Linked DNA regions of Mus musculus: region 1 is linked to region 2. Evidence: chromatin contacts called from ENCODE Hi-C or POLR2A ChIA-PET data. All regions are on one chromosome and are shown on one strand. The core of a region is the stretch at or near the end of the contact, and the rest is flanking DNA. Distances in the headings are between cores, read along the strand shown.

Region 1 (3,261 bases), core at 394-2,893, 48 kb before region 2:
CTGAAGCGATAGCTCAGCAGTTAAAAGCACTCTTGCTGCTCTTGCAAAGCTGAGTTCAGTTTCCAGCACTGATATCAGATGGTCTGTAACTGCAACTCTGGGGCATCTGACACCCTTTTCTGGCCTCTACAGGCATCTGAATACATTCAGACAGATACATACGCATAAATGAAAATGACTTTAAAAAAGAAAAAGAAGTCTGACAGCCAGGAGATAGGGCTTTGGAAGCACGACGTAGAAAAATGTCTGGTTTATCATAGGCACAGTGGGCAAGCAAGCATCCAGACTTGGATGCTAAAGTGTCTGATCATAGGGGGATGCAGTCTTCTCTTTGTAGCCGAATGAAATTTTCCAGGAGACCTTTTGAGCTGCCAGTTGACAGCCCTATATGACATGTCTGTTGGGCTCCTTTGGCACTCATGGCAACAAGAAACAAACCCTGCAGTTTTAAATAAGCAGTTAGAGAGCTCAGAGCAGGTGGTCATAACTCAGTATGAAGCCACCAAACACCTCATCTTCCTGACTGACACCTTTCTAAATTCTCCCAAAGACCTCAGAATACCTCCCTCTCTCAACAGCGACAGGCTTGGCATTGTTAGTGAAGGAGGCCCATGGCCTTCTTGGACCTCTCTGCAGGTCCCACAGGCTGGACTTACAAAGAGTCTTTTGACCAGGCAGCGGTGTAAGTGACTTTATGGAAGACAAGCCAGCGCTTGTTTCCTCTCTGTGCTGTAAGGGTTAAGAGTCATCACTGTGGTCACCAAGGTCAGACACCAGCTCTCAGTGTGCTGGTTCCAGCCACAGATGTGTTTGGGTTGGCCAGGGGAGTTGTATACACATGTATCTTCGGTTGCAACATACACCAGTTAGAAGGGTTCCCATCAGAATCAGCATTTCCAGCTTCTTTTAGTACTGTCTCTGACAGCACAGGCTGCCGTGTAGAGGCTGTCTGCCTCAGTGACATGGAGGTCCCTCATTGACCCTTCTACCTTGACGTAGCTTCAGCCTGGCCTACTTCCTGGATGCAGGTTTAACAGTGTTCCTACAGAGTCCTGTGCCATTTTCTCTACAATAAAAGTGAAAAGTACAAATTCTCCTCATCACACTCCTGACCTAATTTTAACAAGTTGCCAAATACTGAGTCTCAGGCCTACAGTGTGCTTTAAGATATAATTCCTAAGGGCAGCATTCTTTGATCAATCCTCTTGTAAAGTCACACAGTTGAAGACGATCCCTACCTGCTGGTGTTTCTGTGTCACAGCTCTTCTCCCTCTGCCCCATGGTTCCCAGCAGTGTACATGCTAAACATATCCTTAGTTGTCCCCTTTTGGCTGCTCATAGGTTTGAAGCTAGGCTGTCTGTGGGGAAGGGAGTGTGGAGCTGCAGAGGGGAAACGAGATACCTGTTTGGCTTCCACTGGCTTGAAAACTGAGTCATGAGTCCATAGTACAGAGGTAATGTGAACAAGTCTTTGCAAATCACTGCATCAGTAAGCCGTTTGCCCCCACCCCTTACACACCCTTTTCTCACCCGTTGTATGGCCAGCCCCTCTCTTGGTTCCATTTAGACTACCTAACCTCCGTTGGCAAAATCTGCCCTTTTCCTACCACCTCATTATTCTCTGGCCACCTGCCAACCACGTGAGGGCGATTTGAACACTGCTGAAAGCAGGCCAGCACATGGAGTCCTTAGAGACGCTGTCATGTAGTCATGACCGTGAGGAAGCATGTCTCCTGGAACTGTGGGTCACGTCACTCCACCGTTGTCATATTTCACTTTACCATCGCAGGGGTTTTGTGCATTTCTTCCAATTCCCATGACTCTGGTTTCACATGAGGTCGTGGACTTCTCAATCAAAAAGTTGCTCATAGCTTTGGTAGGTCTGAAATTTCAGAGTATTGAGCAAGGCCCGCATTGTGCTAGAACATGATCTAATAAGATTGGACTGTCAAAACAAGAAGCAGCAGTCTGGCTAAAAGGTTTTTAAGCAGGAAATCTGTCCTGTGAGAACCTCCAAAAGATGATAAACATGTAGGCTGGGGGCCGATTTCATTTTCATCTCTACCATGAACTTAAGCAGACTGAAGTAGAGGCAGAAACCGTAGATGCTATCTTTTGGTTGGGAAACTAATTGGTTGTGTAATTAGCTGTGTGAAACATCAGGAAAATATGTGAACCATTTTGTTAGGACCCTACAGAGTACTTGGGACAGAGCCCCAAAATGTCAAGTAGAGACGATGCGTCACTCAGAGTGCAGTCGGAGAGCAGGGAGTTCCTTTCCAGCCCACCAACCGTGAGAGGCGGCAAGTTATGTAACCTTTTCCGCTCCTTGGTCTTTTCATCCCTGACATGAGAATTGGGACATTATAAGATGTTCACGGGGGATAAAAGGAATAATCTGGAGCAGTGCCTGGAGCTGGAGGAGTGGCCAGTAAGCGAGAGCAGTGACTGGTAGGTACATCGCAAGTATGCTTGTGCATTCTGATCTCAGCACAGTTTCCAAAAGAAGATCGGCTGGTATCTTAGTTTTCTGCTCTTTGTGGCTCCTCACTAGTGGAACCCTGTGAAGGGAAACATCTTGTCATTCTCTGCACCATTCTCTTGTCAAGAGCACATCTCAGTGAAGGCTCAGGTCAGGATGGCCCTGGCGATGAGTCACTGTAGTTCACTTTGGCCTCCTCCTGAAGCCCACTTTTATAATTTTCCAGTTCAATTATTAAGACACTGAATATCTGCATCATACTACTGCTGGATTGCAATGTAACCACTAACCAAGCATGTTTATGCAATGCCTTATGTGTAATCACTTATAATAAAAGTAAAAGCCGGGTGTGGTGGTGCACGCATTTAATCCCAGCACTTGGGAGGCAGAGGCAGGTGGATTTCTGAGTTCGAAGCCAGCCTGGTCTACAAAGTGAGTTCCAGACCAGCCAGGGCTATACAGAGAAACCCTGTCTCGAAAAACCATTAAAAAATAAAAAATAAAAATAAATAAATAAAAGTAAAGAGTATGGCTTAGTGATGGCTTCATATTGGCTAAAGGGGAAAGCCCGCGCCGTCTCTCAGCATGTTAGATTAATCCCTGCAGTGGAAACTAGATTGATTCTGACAGAGTAGCTGGAAGTCTAGTCAGCTGCCTGCTTGCTTCCTCCTTGCTGCCGTTGTGTAATGGGCAAAGGTGTGCTCTGGGGACCACTGAGGCATTTGGTTTTGCCCCTGGCAGAGGACTTGGATCTGATTCCCAGCAGCAGCAGCCGCAGC
Region 2 (3,733 bases), core at 601-3,100:
GTGTAGTCCAGGCTGGCCTTAAATTCACAGAGATTCACCTGCCCCTGCTTGGAGTAAAGGCGTGCCCCTCCACACTCATCAGAAACTGACTCCTAGAGCCTCCCTCCCACTCCTCTATCCCCCACCCCACCCCCATCAGACCAGCTTTCCCGTAGAGGGCAGTAGGTCTGGTGTTGGCTAGTTACTGTTTGTGGCAGGAAAGTAAAATGACACCGTAGATGGTAGAACAGTAAATAGGCAGAGACCCACCACAGAGGCAGTGAATGTCCGTTTCATCACTTTCCTGCTCTGTAAACTGATGGTGATAGTTTTCTCACTGGTACATCTGAAACTTGAATAAGATATGTTCTAAAGGAGCAGGCACACATGCAGTAAGACTCAGTAACCATGAGTCCTGCATCCTTGTCAAGCTTTCGACAGCATCGTCACCAGCATCTACCAGCTCTGCCCATAGGCACAGAAGACCTTGTAGAGAAAGGGGATTAGGAGGAGCCAATCTGGAGCTGAGGAAGTTACTACCGAAGCAGTGCAGGGGGCAGGTGCTAAAGGCTGTGGCAGTGCCAGGGTGGTGCGCCCACAGTGCATTCTGTCACAGAGAGTGAGCAGGCACGTGGAAGTGAGGTGTGTATGCGCCCGACAGAATGTGGTAGCTGATTGAAAATGGGGGAGGAGCTAGAGGGGAATATGACTGCTAATTCTTTTGAGTGTCTAGAAGCAGTTGCTAGCTGCTTGGTCAGGGAGAGGTGGAAGAGAGGAGAGTGGCCAGCAGGGGTTCTGAGAGTCTGAGATCATAGCCATAGAGCCCCTTGAAAACAGCCAAGGTGCAGGCTGTGCCCTTAGAAGGTGACTGAGCCAGCCATGAGAATTGTGTGGCTATGAGGATAGAGCTGGGCAGCTGTCGCTGAGGCACAGTTCTGCAGAGGCCAGCAGGACAGAGCCTTGGCCTGGCATAAGCTCTCTTCACTCACCATAAAGCCTCGGCACCTGACTCAGAGCCCCTTGCTGTCAGCTCCAAGCAGCTTCTTGTTCAGCAGTTACTGCACTCAAGTACAAGACCTGTGGGAAGCAGCCTAAACCACACCCAAGACGAGAGGCGCTGCAGTCACAGAGCCAGTGTCAAACGCAAGGCCAACCTGGAAACCGATTAGAACTCACTCGGTTCTGCTCACAGCTTACTCTGTAGGTTTCTGATTCAGCATGAAGTGGTGTCATTTCCCATGAAGCACTGTTTAAAAAATGTGTGTGACACATCCTGTTAGAGAACGGTGTCTCTCTCCTGTTCCAATTATGTTAGGTTACTGGAGTCCCAGGCACACTGTGTTACTTACTGGGTACCATCTGAACTTCCCAGCATGCTTCAGACCCTGGCGGCCTGTCCACTGGACCCAAGTGGAGTGGGCTTGTGGGGCTTTTCACCCTAGTATACTGTTAGAGTCATTTCCTAAAACCGAGGGAGGTCGTAAGCTATTATCTCTCAAATAAAGCTGCCTGCTCGTTTTCATGTTAATGAACTGTGGCTGACTGTGACCCCCACCAATTGTTTTGGTTTTCTGAATCTTTAGGGAATTCTAAGCTCATCAGATGAAGTGAAGAGAAATGTGTGATGTCAAAGCAGAATCACTTACCAACAAATAACTGAGCCTCTCAGCCGGGTTCTTTATCTCTAAAGTAAAAATGACATCAACTCAAAATTCCAGTGACCCTAGAGCCTACAGGGGATTCCTTCCAGATCTGTACTGTCCCATTTCTTGGCTGTGAAGAAGACCGGGAGATAGCTCAGCTCAGTGAGGGTTCAGCTCATCCCCAGAATTCACATCAAAGTGCCAAGTGTGATAGCTCACTTGTATCCCGGCACTGGGAGAGGGAGGGAGATGAAAGGCAGGCAGGCCCCTGAGGTCAGTGAGGCCAGCCAGACTAGTGGCTGTTTAGCAAGAATTAGGCCAGTGAAAGAGTCTGTCAGAAATAAATAACTAGTACAGTGGACCCTGAGGAGAACGACAGGGATGACCTCTGACTCCCACAGCATATACACATGTGCACAGCTGCACACAGGCGGGCAGAAGCACAGGCCTGACAGGAAGTTTGCTGGTGTACAGTGTGAACTCACAGCTGTGGGGCCCTTATGGCAAACAGTCATCATGTGTACCTCACTGTTTTGTGACACATCACCCTGGACTTGGAGGCGATGGGACACAGTTACTCTCTGAGTGTAACTATGTCAGGAATCTACCCAGCTCTAATGCCAGAGGTATCTGTCTATACAGCTGCTTCCTAGAGCTTATGGGCCAAACCTTGATATTCTTAGGACCCAAATCTGCATCTCTCCATACTCAGCATTGTGTGATCCTGAGCTGAGGCTGAGGCCCCGAATCCCCGATGCCCCTGGGACCCTCTGCACCCTGAGACCTCTCCTTAGCATAGACTCGCAATAAGGAATGCTCTGCCCTGTGGCTGACCCAGGCACAGGACCAGCCTCTCCTTCCAGGTCTGTGAGTCTGAGCCCTTCCTGGGGATGAGTTGATGATGTTGAAGGTGTTGCCACACCTGACTTGCTCACCAGGATGTCCTGGGGATTATGGCCTAACGCTTGGGTAGTGTTGTTTCTCGGAGCAGGAATGCCCTGATTCAAGCCCGTGGCATCATGGCCTTTTCTTACCCTTTTTAGTTTAAAAACTTGTTCGTTTCTGTGGGGTGGGGTGGGGTGGGAAACAAGGCTGTGCCCTGGTTCCTGTCCTGCCTCTCCTCCAGGAAGTCTCTCAAAGGTTCTCGCATGCTCTTCAGTGTTGTTCTCACCATGTCTCTGGTTGAGCCGCCTTGTGTGAGGAGACAGGACTGGTTAACTGTGGTCTAGAACAGCAAGTGCTGCGTGATGAGACCTGGAGCACAATCCTTTGCCCGTGGCATTCAGTGGCCTTGATTTTCACTGTGCCAGGATGCCTGCAGACAGACAAGAACTCCACGTTCATCTGTTTGCAGGAAAAGCCTTGTGCCGTCACCTGGACAGTGTCAGCACTAGGGGAGCCGACTGCTAGGCCTTTGCCGCTCTTTTGGAGATGTCTCACTATATAGCCTAGCCTAGCCTAGAACTTTCTGTGTAGCTCAGTCTTGCCTCAGCCTCGGGTGCTGGGATTGTAGGCATATACACTTGTCTTGGCTCTTCCATTTTCCAGTTTGTATCTTTGTTGTCGGGTCACCTCGCTCCCCTCGGATACTTGATTTATATCCCTGTTCCCAGAGCCTGTCTCTGCATGACACAGACATCACCAGGCTCCATCCCATCCCATCAACATGAGTGTGGGCGCCTCCTCTGCAGCTCAGTGGTGTGGTTAATTCCGTCAGCCATTCTCAGAATGCCCTCATTTACTGACTAAAGCCACTGATGTCATCAGGAAGTCCTCCCCCCTCACTCTCCACTTCCCTCTCCACTGCTTATTCACTGTCTGGCAGAAGGAGGTAGACGCTGTTCTCAGGAGTCCACTGCACCCAAGGTCTGGTCGTCAGGGACGGGGCTCGGGGCTCGCCTCTCAGGGAGGTTCACTCCAGAAGCCCCCTGTTGTGCACGTCCATGTCTGGGAAGCCTAGGGGATGACAGTCTCCGTTTCTAAAGTCTGGAATGTGTGGATGTCTCCATCACCATCTCATACTTAGGAATTCCAAAGTACATCGGTCGAGCTGGGGTGAGCAGGTGGGGGGCTACGCAGCCAGATTCCAGGCAAAAGGAAGGAAGGAAAGG

The links. Hi-C counts contacts between places; a loop is a spot of excess contacts on that map. ChIA-PET counts read pairs that join two places held with the same protein, here RNA polymerase II (POLR2A).
Region 1: POLR2A ChIA-PET joins it to region 2 with 58 read pairs in Patski. The contact joins two enhancer-like sites. A Hi-C loop is called at or near these places in 2 of 37 maps with a recorded cell type or tissue (CH12.LX and T-helper 1 cell). POLR2A ChIA-PET finds 5 or more read pairs at or near these places in 2 of 5 experiments (Patski and embryonic stem cell).

The regions. Positions count from the first base shown.
Region 1 is chr15:59,548,344-59,551,604 of GRCm38, forward strand. All of the region lies in intron 4 of Nsmce2 (NSE2/MMS21 homolog, SMC5-SMC6 complex SUMO ligase), which reads left to right. Among named protein-coding and RNA genes, the nearest start is that of Gm36677, 68 kb to the right of the region's middle. Within about 2 kb of position 1,644, at least 1 of the 3 ENCODE cell types and tissues checked has a DNase peak (open chromatin) inside an H3K27ac peak, as active enhancers do.
Region 2 is chr15:59,595,686-59,599,418 of GRCm38, forward strand. All of the region lies in intron 6 of Nsmce2 (NSE2/MMS21 homolog, SMC5-SMC6 complex SUMO ligase), which reads left to right. Among named protein-coding and RNA genes, the nearest start is that of Gm36677, 21 kb to the right of the region's middle. Within about 2 kb of position 1,851, at least 1 of the 3 ENCODE cell types and tissues checked has a DNase peak (open chromatin) inside an H3K27ac peak, as active enhancers do.